Linked DNA regions of Homo sapiens: region 1 is linked to region 2. A link is a contact called in ENCODE Hi-C or POLR2A ChIA-PET data. All regions are on one chromosome and are shown on one strand. Each heading gives the region's core, a stretch centred on a gene start or an enhancer-like site at or near the end of the contact. The rest is flanking DNA. Distances are from core to core; before and after follow the strand shown. Region 1 has its middle 60 kb from the start of IL1R1. Region 2 overlaps IL1RL2 (interleukin 1 receptor like 2).

Evidence for each region. A loop is a pair of places that touch in the nucleus more often than their neighbours do. ChIA-PET counts read pairs that join two places held with the same protein, here RNA polymerase II (POLR2A). Pooled maps may share reads with other maps.
Region 1: a loop to region 2 is called in a map of CD14-positive monocyte, with 3 times the contacts of the local background. The contact joins two enhancer-like sites. A Hi-C loop is called at or near these places in 6 of 168 maps with a recorded cell type or tissue (CD14-positive monocyte, GM12878, PC-9 and 2 more), 18 of 37 single-sample maps with no recorded cell type and 22 of 50 pooled maps. POLR2A ChIA-PET finds 5 or more read pairs at or near these places in 9 of 52 experiments (A549, AG04450, CD4-positive, alpha-beta T cell and 6 more).

What each region holds. Positions count from the first base shown.
Region 1 is chr2:102,080,305-102,084,581 of GRCh38, reverse strand. It overlaps a transcript of IL1R1 not described here. Among named protein-coding and RNA genes, the nearest start is that of IL1R1, 60 kb to the left of the region's middle. Within about 2 kb of position 1,646, at least 24 of the 41 ENCODE cell types and tissues checked have a DNase peak (open chromatin) inside an H3K27ac peak, as active enhancers do; they include CD14-positive monocyte, where a contact is called at or near this core.
Region 2 is chr2:102,238,626-102,242,843 of GRCh38, reverse strand. It overlaps IL1RL2 (interleukin 1 receptor like 2), which reads right to left. Exons shown (of 12, transcript NM_003854.4): 12 at 2,842-3,652. The coding sequence ends at 3,603. Among named protein-coding and RNA genes, the nearest start is that of IL1RL2, 54 kb to the right of the region's middle. RefSeq lists a silencer at 1,782-1,841 and enhancers at 1,781-2,075, 3,930-4,218. Within about 2 kb of position 1,848, at least 20 of the 41 ENCODE cell types and tissues checked have a DNase peak (open chromatin) inside an H3K27ac peak, as active enhancers do; they include CD14-positive monocyte, where a contact is called at or near this core.

The sequences.
Region 1 (4,277 bases), core at 397-2,896, 160 kb after region 2:
AATTTAGTTGCCCATGATGAGTTCACTGTTCTGTGTATGCATTATACTTCATTTAAAAGTTTGAAAAGATCCATATTATGTATAAGACTGGTTAACTTTGTACGGGGCGATAAAATCATATCATCTTTGGGGATAATTTCTCAACCAGGATTTTTACTACTGTGAGTTGATTCCGAGCAACCTCTATTATTACAGGGCTGTACGCTGTGTGTATTTATTTTAGTTATTGATTGTGTCAAACCAGACCACCAGGCCATAAAAGAATCATTATTTTGCTGCATTTCCATGTTTAGAACAAATGCCTCTTTTTCCAGCATTCCTGGGAACCAAGGAGGAAACGCACAAAAGATGTCAACGGGCTGTCTTTAGTTTAACTGAGCTTCATTTTACTGGATTTTTTGGTTAGGGTTTTTGTATGGCCTTTCTCATTTGCGCCTCACATTATAACTGCTACATCTTAGTTTTGCAAACAAGAAAATTGAGATTGCGAGAGATTCAGAGTCGCAAGAGATTCAGAGTCGCAAGAGATTCAGAGTCGCTATGAGGCCTTGGTCAAGACCACAGAGCTAAAAGGCAGGGCAAAAACAAAATTAATATTTAGCTAAAGCACATATTGCTATTTCCACTTTTTTTTTTTTGAGGCGGAGTCTTGCTCAGTCGCTTAAGCTGGAGTGCAGTGGCGTGATCTCGGCTCACTGCAACCTCTGCCTCCCAGGTTCAAGCAATTCTCCTGCCTCAGCCTCCTGAGTAGCTGGGATTACAGGCGCCCATCACCATGCCTGGCTAATTTTTGTATTTTTAGTAGAGATGGGGTTTCACCATATTGGTCAGGCTGGTCTTGAACTCCTGACCTCGTGATCCACCTGCCTCGGCGTCCCAAAGTGCTGGGATTGCAGGTGTGAGCCACCACACCTGGCCGATATTTCCACTTTTAAAAAGCATTAGCACAGCTTGTAATTGTTTCTAAGTACCTACTAACTATAGTTTTAGGTACTAGAGGAAAACTCCTAAGTGTGTCATCAGGTGTCAGAACAGAGGGACCCAAGGATGGAAGAGCCCGTATCTGTTTGTGTCAAGGCCAGCTCAGGGATTACCCTTGACCACTCAGACATTCCAGCTACTTCATGAAAGAGAACTAGTAGGATTACACACAAGGGAACAATATTACTTCACCCAGAAATACCTCGGCACTCTGGGGAACACACCATCCATCTGGGGAGAAGGTACCTACCCAAAAGGAAAAAAAAAGTTCTATTCTAGACACTGTCAGTACGAGTCATCAGCTGATGTGTGGAGAATTACATCTACCTTGCATTTTTTTCCAAACACCCACTCAAAGAAAGTGTCCTCTGAAGTGTGGAAATGAGTCAGTGCATGAATCTCACTTTCCTGATGTGGCCCTAGACCTTCTTAGAGTTTAGAGTAGGACTAAGTGTCCTCAGGAAATCAGTCAGCACTTGCTGGGTGCAGAAAATCCCTTCATGCGGAGCATCAGGGGTGCAAAGTCACGTGCCAGCCCTACAGAAGCTTACCATCCCATTGGAGTGGCCCCCTCTGGTCCTCATGACCAGGAATCCTGATGTTTTTGACATTGTTCCTGTTCGTTCATAAAATTGGCTGAGGTCCAAACCTCAGCCTTGAGTACAGTCCCTGAGAGGAAGTTGTTCTTCATACACAAAGCTCTGGTTTCCTAACATGCTTAGTGATTAGAAAAATTTTAAAACTCTTAACAATCTCTGAGAGTACCCAGCCAGCGAGGTTACAGCGAGGCTAGCAGCTCTCATTTGCACTGACCGAGCAACAGTCTACAACATCTCCCAGCAACAAATAGCTCAGTGAAGACAGCCCTGCTGATGGCATGCTCGCTTGAAATATTTAAAAAAGAGAGAGAAAGAGAAATACTATGGCACAATAAGACTCTCTGTCTCCAGGGCGTTTGTTCTGTTTTGTTTTGTTTGATGAAGCAGTTTGAATAAGAAAAATCAAGAAAACCACTACTTCCGTTATCACCTACCTCATGTTAAGTGCATGGAATTATCATGACACTATTCCTAAGAAACTACTTTTACTTTATGCTGATTCTGAAGTTCTTATACCAAGTAAATTAATGATGTTTGAAAACAAAAAGAAAGCAAATGTCCCACCTCAATCCAAAACATTCCAAGATGCACTATACATCCTTGGCTTTAGAACAAACAAGATAATCCTTTTTGAGAAGATTATCAGCAATTTTTTTCTCTTGTGTTTTTCTAACAAACAAAATGGATCACATGGCAAATATATCTCCAGAAATAATATTTAAATTAAAGGATTAGATTTATCCTTTAATTTATCCTTTAATTTATATTTATCCTTTAATTTAATCTAAATTAAAGGATTAATTAAGGCAATGTATAGGAAGGGAAGCAGAGACAAAGATAGTTATAAAGCCAAGAAGGAACAGGAGAACATTTGAAGAAGGAAAGGGAGGACGAGGAAATGAAGAAAACCTGGAAGTGAATGCCAAGGTGTTAGGTTATTTGCCCACATCAACTGACTTAGCAGCTCCAGAGGTGGGACCTAGGAATCTGTGCCCTCCAGGTATTCTGAGGCAGGCTAACATTTGATAAACAATAAACGAAAATGCTCTGTAGCCCATGTTTTAACTTCTTTAAAAGTAGAACTGCCTTTACTCTCTTTCATTCTTCCAAAGCATCCCAGGCAAATGGGCCATTGATAATGATGACTGATGACTGGGTAGTTCATCTCACAGCCACCAACGTAATCAAGAGAGGAAGCCACTGGAGTTGCTCAACCATTAAGCCCAAATCCACTATCAAACTGAAGCCATTAGGACTTCCAGTGTAGCCTGCAACACATGTGTTTCTCTGATATTCAGATGAGAATCAAGTCGCCATTCAGGCCTAATTCGCCTTCGCCTTCTAAACAGGGTGGGGGCAAATCCCCTAGCCCTTTTCTTTGTCAGGAAGCTGGATATTCACTGATAGATGGGGTGCTTTTCAAACCACTGACCCCAGGACAGGGAAGGAGCTGTTATTTCCTGTCCCTTGTACAGTTAGTCTAACTCAATCCTCATTCGTACTCTAGAATGAAAACTTGATCATTTGTAGAGCAATGCCTGAAACCACCGTGGAGCCAGGCTGGTAGATGCCCTGGTACATTGCAGGTTGGAAGATTATTTCCATGGATCTTGGGAGAGCACCAGATGCAGGCCATTGGGTGTGGTTCAAACTCTTCCATCCCAGGCTCCCTTAGCTGGTTGTAACTAATTCAGCATATTTCTGCAGGATTTGCAAAAATCTCTACAGTTAGAAATAGATACTCTCATATATTCTTATTTTAATGAGAATTTTATTGAGATGTCATTCACACAGCATAAAATTACCCTTTTAAAAGTGTACAATTCAAAGGGTTTCAGTATATTCATAGAGTTGCGCACCCATCACCACTATCCAATTTCAGAGCATTTTCATCACCCCCAAAAGAAACTTCATACTCATTAGCAATCACTCTTCGTTCCCCTTTCTTCTAGCCCCTGGCAATCTATATACTACTTTCTGATTCTATAAATTTGCTTATTCTAAGCATTCCATATAAATGGAATTATACAATGTGTGGGCTTCTGTAACTAGCTCCTCTCACTTAGCATAATGCTTTCAAGGTTCCTCTATGTTGTACTGTGTATAGGTAGTACTTCACTCCTTTCCATGGCTGAATAATATTCCGTTGTTTGGATATACTGCATATTGTTAATCCATTCATCCATTAATGGACATTTGGGTTGTTTCTATGTTTTGGCTATTTTGAATAATGTTGCTATGAAAATTGGTGTACAGATTTTTGTGTTGTTAATTATGTCACATAGATACCTAGGAGTGGAATTGCTGAGTCATATGGCAACTCTATGTTGAACATTTCAAAGAACCACAAACTATTTTAAAAGTAGCTGTACCATCTTACATTCCTTCCAGTAATAAATGAGTGTACCAGTTTCTCTATGTCCTCACTAACATTTATTATTTCTGGCCTCTTTCATCCCGTCATTCTAGTGGATGGCATCTTAGTATGTTTTGCTTTGCGTTTGCTAATGACCAGTAATGTCGAGCATCTTTTAATGTGCTTAGCAACCCTTTATCTATCTTCTTCAGCGAAATGTCCATTCAAATCTTTTGCTCACTTTTTAATTGGGTTGTCTTTTTATTGTTAATTTATCAGAGATTTGTGCATATTATGGATACAAGTTCATTATCAGATAATTTGCCAATATTTTATCCCAC
Region 2 (4,218 bases), core at 599-3,098:
GTAACAAATAGAACAAACCTAAACATCCATGTGATGGTTTACCTTATATGTCAACTTGCCTGGGCTGAAGGATGCCCAGATTAAACATTATTTATGGACGTGTCTGTAAGGGTGTTTCAGCGGAGATTAGCGCAGGAATCAATGGACTCAGTAAGACAGTGAGCCTTCCCCAGAGCAGGTGGGCATCATCCAAATCCCTTCAAGGCCTGAATAGAACAAAAAGCAGAAGAAGGAGGAATTCTTCTCCACCCCTTTTCAAGATCTGCCTCACTCACTGCTTGAGCTGAACCATCTCATCTTCTGCCTTCAGACCGGGATTTATATCATCAGCGCCACTGGTTCTCAGGGTGTTGGACTCCAACTAAAGAAATATTTCACTGGCCTTCCTGGGTCTCCAGCCCACAGAGAGTGGATTGTGGGCCTTCTCAGCCTCCATGATCATGGGAGACAGTTCTTAATTTTGTATATATATAAAAGTCATATTGATTCTGTTTCTCTAGAAAACCCTGACTAACGCAATTCATAAATCTAAGATTGGTATTGCAAGATCAAATCTATGTGAATATTCATATATACACCAAAAGGATAATGAATATTTTTATAACTTCCTGTTTTCATAAATTTACCCAATGAGCAAATAATCAGGGAGGAAAAAGCTGTTTATATTTTGAAAGCAAAACAAAAATCTCCATCCTTAGTTTCATCCGGCTCTTCAGAATAGCCAGGATGTCTTATTTCACAGCAGACTTGCGTAAGTGTCTGAGGGTTGCGAGTTTCTTTGTTTTTAAAAATTTTTTTAACTGCTCTATGTTTTCATGAATGAACTTCACTCATGGGCAGTCTTGTTTCACAAACTCATGTCCTCCACCACTCCCTGCACTGGATTATTTTGAAGTAAATCCGAGACATCATAGTATTTCATTCACAAATGTTTCAGTATGTCACCTCTAACACATAAGATGCTTTTAGAAACATAACAATGCTACCATTATCATGCCTAACAATTTAAAAGGAATGCTGTAACATCGTGAAATACCCAGCCGGTGATACACTTCCCTGGGGCCATGTCTAACAACTGTGTTACCCCTGGGTGGGTTATCTAATCTCTTACACACTTACTTTCTTCATTTTAAAATGGAGAGGATATAGGATAATTGACTGTTAATGAGATAATGTACTTAAAGAGCTTAGCTTAGGGTCTGTCTGGCACATGGTAAATGCCCCCCTACCTGGCGGCATCAGATCATTTGTGATGTTACACACATTTTCCGTTCACCGGGCTTTTGTACGAATTAATCCTTACTTTGTAAATGTCCTGTTCATATTCTCTGGCCCTTTTTGTAGTGGGCAATAAGGATACCAACATTGTATTATCCCTTTTTTACAGAGGAAGAAACTGGGGCACAGGGTTTTTGACTTGCAAGAGGGATTTAGCTAGCATACTCCCTCAGCAAGTGGTTGAGTTGTGACTGGAGTCCAGGGGCCCGACGCCAGGGCCACCTCTCTGAAATCCCTATGACCGCAGTCCCCTCTTGCGAGCACATAGTAAACAGGGCCTGCTGATCCCCACTCACCACCCTTGGACAGACTGCGACAGTCTCAGAAGCCCAAGAGTTAGGAACACATTCGAAAATGGCACTATCTCCACCTTCTCAGCAGCCGAAAAAGAAGAAAGATATCCTTGGCCTTAAGTTGGAGAGCCCCGAGAAGGTAATGTGTGCACCCCGGGATGCCCGCCCACCTGTAAGTCTCCATTCTGGCCGCCTAGGTAGGTTGCGGCAGCCTGAACGGGGCTCTGTGAGCTTCGGGCTGGACAGCGGTTCCTCAGCAGCCACTAGAGGGCGCAATGGCGCCGTAGGCAGGCACCGAAGTCCTTGTTTGCCGAGCTCAGGCGTGACCTTGTTTGTCCTGTGTCTCAAGAGAGGAAATGTTCATCTCTTTCTCAAGGTCCTTCACCCAGTGAGCTGCTTTCTTTTCCTCTTGATGTCATCCTTTTACACAGGCAGGAAATTATGTTCACTTCTACTATCCTGTGGTCATTTAAAACCACAAACAAAGCTGATTGACCAGGAAGTCAGATAATTAAAAGAGCCATAAGTTCTTGATAAAGCCTTGTTGATTGAAGAAAGCAAAGTAGCCAAAGTATCGTGATTGACAGGGGGACCAGCAGCCTGAGAGGCTGAGCTCTCCAGATTGCAGTGGAAAGGCATAAGTTGGTTATTAAAACAAGTTGGCGAGCTGTGACCAGCATTTTGAAAAATTGAGCTAGACTTGAACAAAATAGAACAAATAACATAGAACAGAGCTTTTTCCATTCCGTGTGTGCATACTGAGTTGCTTACTAAATTATGTTTCTCACTGTACTTCAAAGTTTTAAAAATATGAAAGCCTTGACCGGGCTCGGTGGCTCATGCTTGTAATCCCAGCCTCGGTGACAAAAGCGAAACTCTGTCTCAAAAAAAAAAAAAAAAAAAAAAAAAAAGGAGGAGAAGAAGAAATTTGGAGAAATGAGGCCATCAGAGAGGATGAGAGGACGAAAATATTCATCAGGACATAAAGCTTTGGTGGCTGTCAGACTGAGAAACAGTCCATCTACTAAGTGTGGGGAAAAAAAGCTATTGTGCATGACCCTCATGTTTCTCTATAGCCTCAATCACAGGTTGGGTTTTGCCCAACTTTTCAGTGGACCACACCACGAAGGTAGTGGATTTAAGGTGAAAAATATTTGAATGTTGACAAGCTAATTGTCAGATGATTTTAGCAGAAATCAGTTTTCATTATTTAAACTGATAAGAAAATGTTTGTGATTTTGACAGGCATGGTAAACAAACAAAATTGTGATTTATGTTGCTCAAATGAGAATAAAATTTATTTCACAAATTACTGATATTTTTAACATTTACAGTTTAATTGTTCATTGTGGAAAAACAGAGAAAAGGGCATACGCTGTCCAAGCACAGGCTTCCATGTGGGCTCAGCCCACCATGACATGGGGATGAATCCCAACTCTCACCCACCATGACAGGTGATCCCCCCAGCTCTCACCCACCATGACAGGTGATCCCCCAAGATCTCACCCACCATGACATGGTGATTCCCCCAGCTCTCATCCACCATGACGTGGGGATACCCCCCAGATCTCGCCCACCATGACATGGGGATGCTCCCAGCTCTCACCCACCATGATGTAGGGATACCCCCAGCTCTCACCCACTATGACCATGTGGATGACCACCCGCCCTCACCCACCATGACACAGGGATACCCCCAGATCTCACCCACCATGACATGGGGATGCTCCGAGCTCTCACCCACCATGACTTGGGGATGCCTCCCCCGACCAGCCCTCACCCTCCATGACCATGGGGATAACCCCCAGCTCTCACCCTCCATGACCACGGGGATGGCCCCAGCTCTCACCCACCATGACATGGGGATGGCCCCAGTTCTTATCCCATCCTCCTCTTCTCTACGCCTGAGCTCAACTGGGTGTCTAGAATGCTAACCCTAGCCTCATCCTGCAGCAGAAAATAGGTGTAGGAATGAGGAGACATGGAGCAAAACAAGTCATCTTCCAGCCATAGGTGTCAGTCCAGCAAGTCTTAGCCAGTCGTGAGAGTACACTTCTTTCTTCTTGAGCCTAGTTCTGGGCCTGAAATCAGGAAAGATCTATTTACTCCTTTTCTGATGTGGTGGGAGATGGGGGCTGATAAGGAAACCTGCCATGGGAATGCGAAAACCTCCACCTTGCCGTCAGTTCATCTGGTGGTATATCCCTGAGGCTTCCATTTCTCTTGGGTTATCTTTGCAAGGTGGTTATGCCAGAGGATCACAGGTGAGCAGTGTCAACTCTCACCTTTCCTATAAGAGCCCCAGAGGAAAGGTGAATTTGGATGACAAGAGCCAGGGCTCTGAGGTCCTTCTCAAGTGGAGAGCTCCTCTCCAGGGACAGCCTGGGAGATGAGGGTGGAATTGTATTAGTGAACAGCAGCATTTCTCAGAAGTTCCTGGGTGTATGGGAGGGGACATCCACACACAGAGTTCCCATCTCCCAGAATAATATTACTACTGGAGATGTGTGGCCTCTAACATTCAGACCCAGCAGCCACCACTCCTAAAGCCAGCATCACCCTCTGTAGCTCACTCCAGACCTCATCTGGAACAGCCTCTGTTCTTCAAGGAAACCAGGAAGGAATTTTCCACTTTACACAGCCCCAG